Linked DNA regions of Homo sapiens: region 1 is linked to region 2. A link is a contact called in ENCODE Hi-C data. All regions are on one chromosome and are shown on one strand. Each heading gives the region's core, a stretch centred on a gene start or an enhancer-like site at or near the end of the contact. The rest is flanking DNA. Distances are from core to core; before and after follow the strand shown.

Region 1 (3,266 bases), core at 312-2,811, 2.1 Mb before region 2:
AGGTCACATTCTAAGGGTCCAGGGGGACAGGAATTGTTAGGGGGGTGTGCACAATTCCACCTACTCCACCCTCTGAGCAGGTGGCTCTCCGGTCACTGGCTGCCTGGCTTTCTGTCAGCTGTGTTTTCTAGAACATAGTCTCCAAGTCATGGAGCCCAGGGGCAGATCCTGCTTTTCCAGTTCCCCACAGTGTGTGACCTTGGACAAGGCCCCCCCTCACCAGGACCCTAAAGGATGGCCTCAACCTCAGGGTTGTTAGGAATTGAAATGAAATAGTGCATGGAAGGAAGTTAGCAGCATGCTGAGATGATATGAGGTGTGATAAAATAAGCAACCATAGTAATACACGTTGCTGCCATTGTGTCTTAGAGTTTTGGGGTGAGGGTGGTTAATATGCAAATCAAGTCCCCCAAAATAGCTCTGGGAGGGAACAGGGAAATGCAAACTGAAGGGACATCAGGCCATGGGAGTTGGGAGTTGGCTGACTTTCTTAAAAAGTACCTTTTTCTCCGATTGTCAGATAACAATGAACTAGGGACTTTCCCCCTCCCACAGATGGCGGCTTCTGAGCCTGTAAAAATAGGCATCCACAAAATGCTTTTCTCTCCTTCGCTTCTAGGTCTGTCTTTTTCACTTTCCCCTTCTCTCCCAGATGGTAGTTTTTCTGGTCTAATACCTGTAAAAGAGGTCAGCAATATGTTTACCTTGAAGGAGTAGTGCCTAAGATTTTGTTAATCCATTCATTTATTAACCATTTCTTTTTTCTTTTTTTTGAGATGGAGTCTCGCTCTGTCACCCAGGCTGGAGTGCAGGGGCGCAATCTTGGCTCACTGCAGCCTCAGCCTCCCAGGTAGCTGGGATTACAGGCATGTGCCACCATGCCTGGCTAATTTTTGTATTTTTAGTAGAGATGGGGTTTCACCCTGTTGGTCAGGCTGGTCTCGAGCTCCTGACATCAGGTGATCTGCCCGTCTCGGCCTCCCAAAGTGCTAGGATTACAGGCTTGAGCCACCGCGCCCGGCCTCTTAACCACTTCTTGAGCCTCTCCCTGTGACTGAGGAAGAGTCTCTGCCCTCCCAGCGTTCACAGCCCAATGTGGTGGGGACAGTGTCTCAGTGGTTGTTAAGACAGTGTGACGTACACCCCAACTGGGGTGAGGGAGAATTAAAGAAGGCCTCCCAGGGAAGGTAAAATCTAGGTGTAAGACCTGGAAGATAGATGGGATGGGGACAGGCCATGCGGAGTCCTGGAAGCAAGAGAGCGTGGTCCGCTCTAGAACTGCAAGTTCCATGTGGCTGGAGGCTGGCAGAGGCAGGGTGCTAGGAAGGAATAAGGCTGGCAGGGAGACCAGGGCCTGGGGAAGCCAAGAGAGCTGGGACTCGATCCTGAAGGCAGTTGTGGGCATGGAGGTCGCTGCACAGCAGGGACACAGTCAGGTTGGCATTGGAGAAGGAGGACCCTGGCTGCAGGCAGGTGGAGGGAGGGTCAGGGCAGGTTCTGGTGAGGGAGAGGGGACGATGGAGTGCCAGCCAGGTTCAGGAAGTGAAACCGATGGGGTGTGAGGGAGAAGGAGGAGCCAAGGACGATTTTCTGTTCTTGGCCTGGGCAGCCAGGTAAGTGACAGCGTGCCCTAGGGGATGTGGAAGGAGGAGTGGACTGGGAGAGAAAGGTAAGAAATCAGGTCAGTTGGGTCACAGCAAACCAATGACCCAGCAGGATCTTGAACATCAGACTGGAGTCTTTGATTTGAACGTGAACGGCACCGAGAACACAGCTGTGCTAAGGCCCCCAAAGAGAGAGTCACCGGCCCAAGGACAGGGTCAAGGCTGAGGTCTCCAGGACTCCTGGTATGGGGCAGGGACATGGTACAGGAAGCTGAGGAGGGTGGCCAGAGATAGCAGGAGAAGCAGGGGGCGAGATTGCCAAGCACAGCAGATTCAACAGCGTCAAAGAGTGTGGGACCGTCAGGCAGGTTGGAGCCACGGTCACAGGTTTTGATATGGAAAGGTGACCGCAGAGGAGCATCAGGGTACAGTGGGGACAGCAAGGATTCTTGCATGGGAGATGGAGCTGTGGGGGTGTCCCGCATCAGCAACTCCACCTGTAGACTTTTGGGGTTATAAGTGACAGAAACACAGCTCAGTGTCACTTAAGCCACAAAGCGGCTGTATCAGCTCATGTAACTTAACAGCCTGAGGGATGCAGAGGCAGGCAGTGGGCAGAGAAATGAAATATCCAAGGATGGTGATGAAGCTGGAGGAGAAGAGTTTTGGGGTTTTTTGTTTTGTTTTCTTGAGACAGTCTCACTCTGTCACCCAGGCTGGAGTGCAGTGGCATGATCTTGGCTCACTGCAACCTCTGCCTCCTAGGTTCAAGCAATTTTCATGCCTCAGCCTCCCAAGTAGCTGGGATTACAAGTGCCCACCACCACGCCTGGCTATTTTTTTGTTTGTTTTTAATAGAGATGGGGTTTCGCCATGTTGGTCAGGCTGGTCTCAAACTCTTGACCTGAAGTGATCTGCCCATCTTGGCCTCCCAAAGTGCTGGGATTGCAGATGTGAGTCACCATGCCCAGGTGAGTTTTTGTTGTTAAGGGATGATCATAGCTGGCACTTCCAGAGCTGGGGGCTGCTCTGAGCCAGGCACCGAGGCAGGTGCTCTGTACGCCACACTACTAAAATTACAAAAATTAGCCGGGCGTGGTGGCAGGATCAGTCTGTCCATGAATGCTAGGAGTCTGGAGTGCATGGTGAAGCTGCTGAGGCCCACCACATTCTCTTGATCAACCCTATCTTTGCCCTTTTCTGGAGCTTTTCTGCTTCTGGCATGACAGACTTTTGACTGAAAACCAGAAATGTTTTCTGCTCTGCTGAGTGCCCTAGATATTTTCATCCCAAATTACTAAAAGTTGCTTCTTCACCAGTTGCAAGGTTTCAGAAAGAAAAATTTCCTCTTCTGTAAAATATAAATGCGGTTTTTGCAAAGTACCTTGAGGTTCCCACACTACTGAGAAATAGGACAGGCTGCTCTTGTCTGCCAGGTAAGGTGTTTCCAAAGGAAAGTATGGGGTCAGGCATGGGCTCATGCCTGTAATCCCAGAACTTTGGGAGGCCGAGGCGGGTGGATCACTTGAGCCCAGGAGTTTGAGACCAGCCTGGGCAACATAGCAAAACCCTGCCTCTACAAAAAAATACAAAAAATTAGCTGAGCGTGATGGTATGTGCCTATAGTTCCAGCTACTCAGGAGGCTTTTGTGGGAGGATCGC
Region 2 (3,338 bases), core at 662-3,161:
AGTGAAATGCTTGGAGATCTCACAGGAATAAAGATGGAGACCAAGTGAAATGCGCAAGTGCTTTGTAAACTTAAAGGGATTATTGTTATCACTATTAAAAAAGACTAGCCATACCTGTAATTTCATTACGTCACCACATGCTGGAGCCCCCACCAGTCCAGTTCCAACATTTTTAGATGTCTTGTCAAGGGACCCCACGTTTCTAGGATTTTCATAATGATCAACAACCTAAAATGAGAGGGTTAAGATAAATCATGTTCACTCTCTATTGGTACTGGTCTCTGGTTTGATGGTAAGCTCCTCGGTCAGCATCTTGAACCTGGCAGGCAATCACTAAATACCAAATTTCACCTGAGTAGAAAGGTCTACACTCATGTCAATGAGAACCATTTGTGACCCCCAATTCCTTTTGTGTCTCCTCTACAATACTTCACAGATTTGAGATACCTAGAAGAAAAAAAAATCAGTGAAATCATGTCTTAGTTCCATAGGATTTTTACAAAAATACTTGACTTTCACCCACCTACATCACCAGACTTGGGCTCAAACAGCAGTTTTGTTATTTTCAAATAAAATCCATCCTCAAAGGATGATTACTATTTAAAAATTCTAAAAATAACCATGGCCCAGGGAGGGAAAGCTTTCTTAGAAGCCTTAAGGTGACTGTTACACAGGGAACAATGCTATGGAATGTGTACGTTTATGTGTCTTTTAAAATAAAAACAGTGCCATTACCGTATTTCACAGCCTGTCATCACCCTGGTGCAGCAGCGCACCCTGGCTGCTGAAAGGCTGCTAGTCCAAGTTTCTTCAGGGTGTACCCTCAACAAAACACACCCCCGGGAGGGGGAGGAGTGAAGAAGCCCTTGGAGAAAGGGCAGAAGCCAGATCACAATAAACATCCATTCGAACTGGCACACAGAAGGCCTTAATAACCTTGAGGTTTGGTTACTGGTTAGTAGTAAGCACGCCGATCTTCCAGTCCCCTTTTCCCCCCATCTGACTAAGGATTTTGACTCCAAGTAAAAGGGACCTCAGGATAGTATCTAATGTAGGGGCCTTTTGTGCCACGTTGATTTATGGCATTCTTTAGTTGTTTCTCGAGTGGGAGTCTCACGTCTGGGGGACTTTGTGCCACCAGACAGCAAGGGGCTGCAGACTATGAATCTATCCCTCCTTCCCCGCCAAAAAACCCCCCAAACAAAACAAAAACATTACGCATGTTGGTTACAAGCCTGACTCCCCTATGCACTCCTAAAGCAGTAACAGAAACGGTCTCCTCGTGCTGGGGCCTATGTGCCAGGAACCATGCCAGGACTCCACGCACAGTATCCTTTGTAAGGGACAGCTGAGAGCCCCCCATTTACACCTGGGGAAACAGGTTCAGAGAGGCGCAGTGACTAGCCCAAGGTCATCTGGCCAGGGCAGCGGAGTGGCTGAAGCCGGAGCCCGCTCCGGGGGTGTGTCTGTCCCTGGACTCAGAAAGACAAGTCCCAACAGGACCCTGCCTCCTGGGCTGTTGGCGAATTTAAAATTGGGACGCACGAAGTCGCGGCCAGCGGCGGGGCCCCCTGGAAGTCGCCGCCCGATGAGCGGTAACTGTTGTTTATCAGTTGCAGTGAGCCTCACTGCGCAGCAAGGGAAAGCGAGTCAGGGCAAAGACGTGGGAGGGGACAGCTCCCAGTCCTAGCTGCGCAGAACCCCGCGGCCGCCCCTCCAGCCCAGGCCTCCGCTGAGTCGGCATTCCGCGCGTCCCTCTTTTGTCCCTACCTTCTTGTGATAGAGTCGGGCCGGGGCCGACAGCTCCCGGGCGGGCAGGCGGGGGCTCCGCAGCAGCAGAGCCGATGCCGCCCGCCTCAGACGGAAAGCCCCAGCCGCCGCCATCTTGCCGGCTTGCGCCTGCGCCAGTCCAGAGCGACGCCGAGGGGCGGGGCGCGTCTGCGAGTCGGCTCCGAGCTGGGAGCGCGCCTCTCTGACGTCACCGAAGCTTTGCGCCTGCGCTTTACCGCTCCGTGCACGCGTCCGCCTTCTGGCCCCGCCTTGACCACGCCTCTCGGGGGCGGGCGGGGTCGGGAGCGGGAAGGTCTGAAGTCGCTGGAGGGCTTGTCCTGGGTGCTGGATTCTGGTTGAGACAGGACCTCAGGGCTTCTGCAGTGTGGGGCTCAAGTTCGCTTTCACAAATCCCGCTGCGGGAATGCGGCGCAGAGGAGCACCGAGTCCACTTTTCCTAACCCTATTTTGCAGCTAAGGAAGCCGAGATTCAGGGCAGTTTAGTAAGTCCGTCCAAGGTCGCTAAGGACTTATGTTCAATTAGAATTCGAACTTGGGTAATCCTGGGTTAGAATCCTGGTTCGGTTCCTTCCTGGCTGTGTGTCCCTAGACGAATGGTACCGGCTCGCTGAGTCTGAATCTTCCCTTTTGTATTAATTCGAGGACAATTGCTTCATCATGAAGCCAGCATCTGTGTCGAGTACCTACTATGTGTCAAGGCGCTCTACTAGACCCGGGGATCCAACGGAAAGCAAAACAGACATAATTCCTGCCCATTAAGCCTGCTAATGAGGGAGCAAGGTAGAGATAGAGACACACACCAATACTTTCCTACCTCAAAAATGGGAAGCTTAAGAAGGAAACGAATACCATGTCCTGATTGAAAAAAAATGAATATGTCTATTTTTCTCTCTAAAACAACAGCAAACTCAATTTATATGTCAGTGCCTAGCAATTAAGAATTTCTAAAGAAATGCGTATTAATGTAATTTACTGTTGGTTTGCAGTATGTGATCTTATAAAACCGGAAAACTCACGTGTATTTAACGTCTACTAGGTACCAGACGTTTACATAAAGGGGAGGAATCTGGGAAATGGATTTTTCTCTTGAATGGTGAAATCGATCCTTCCCCGAGGACCTGCAGTTTTCTTTGCGTTTGAGGCGCAGTTGCTGGGGAGAGTAAACCCAAGCGCCAGGTCACACTAGGCGATAAGTAAGGCATTTAATCGAAGAATCACTTTGACCTTCTCAAGATGGCGCCAAATTCTTCACTACAGACATCACTCTCGCTCCATGACTTCCTCTATGGCTTCCACTTCCTGCCCAAAGACCCAACTTCTGTCCGAAGTTGTGACGGAACGCATGCCATTATAATGAGTTTTTATATCTGGTGGGAGCTTTTACAGGGTATAAAATAATGTGAATTTAGTGTATGTGGAGATTTTCCTGTTATCTAAGTTCCCAGTTTCTCTTTCAATGGCAAGAAAACGGGTTTTTGATAAGGCGCGCGCCGCGGGCAGCTTCTGCCTCAGCGGGTCTTCGGCGGCCGCGGGAAGACCCGAGAGTC

What was found. Hi-C counts contacts between places; a loop is a spot of excess contacts on that map. Pooled maps may share reads with other maps.
Region 1: a pooled map shows a loop between it and region 2 (7-fold over the local background). The contact joins the enhancer-like site here to the promoter of ISCU in region 2. A Hi-C loop is called at or near these places in 2 of 37 single-sample maps with no recorded cell type and 3 of 50 pooled maps.

What each region holds. Positions count from the first base shown.
Region 1 is chr12:110,667,531-110,670,796 of GRCh38, reverse strand. The region is part of intron 3 of HVCN1 (hydrogen voltage gated channel 1); the gene reads left to right. It overlaps LOC124903017 (a long non-coding RNA gene), which reads right to left. Exons shown (of 2, transcript XR_007063460.1): 2 at 1-676. Among named protein-coding and RNA genes, the nearest start is that of HVCN1, 20 kb to the left of the region's middle. RefSeq lists enhancers at 486-625, 1,676-1,775. Within about 2 kb of position 1,561, at least 5 of the 41 ENCODE cell types and tissues checked have a DNase peak (open chromatin) inside an H3K27ac peak, as active enhancers do.
Region 2 is chr12:108,561,169-108,564,506 of GRCh38, reverse strand. It overlaps ISCU (iron-sulfur cluster assembly enzyme), which reads right to left and starts at 1,911. Exons shown (of 5, transcript NM_213595.4): 1 at 1,771-1,911; 2 at 115-228. The coding sequence starts at 1,884. It overlaps SART3 (spliceosome associated factor 3, U4/U6 recycling protein), which reads left to right and starts at 3,334. Exons shown (of 19, transcript NM_014706.4): 1 at 3,334-3,338. RefSeq lists silencers at 682-731, 1,692-1,811 and enhancers at 1,422-1,491, 2,022-2,101, 2,172-2,231, 3,086-3,185, 3,196-3,255.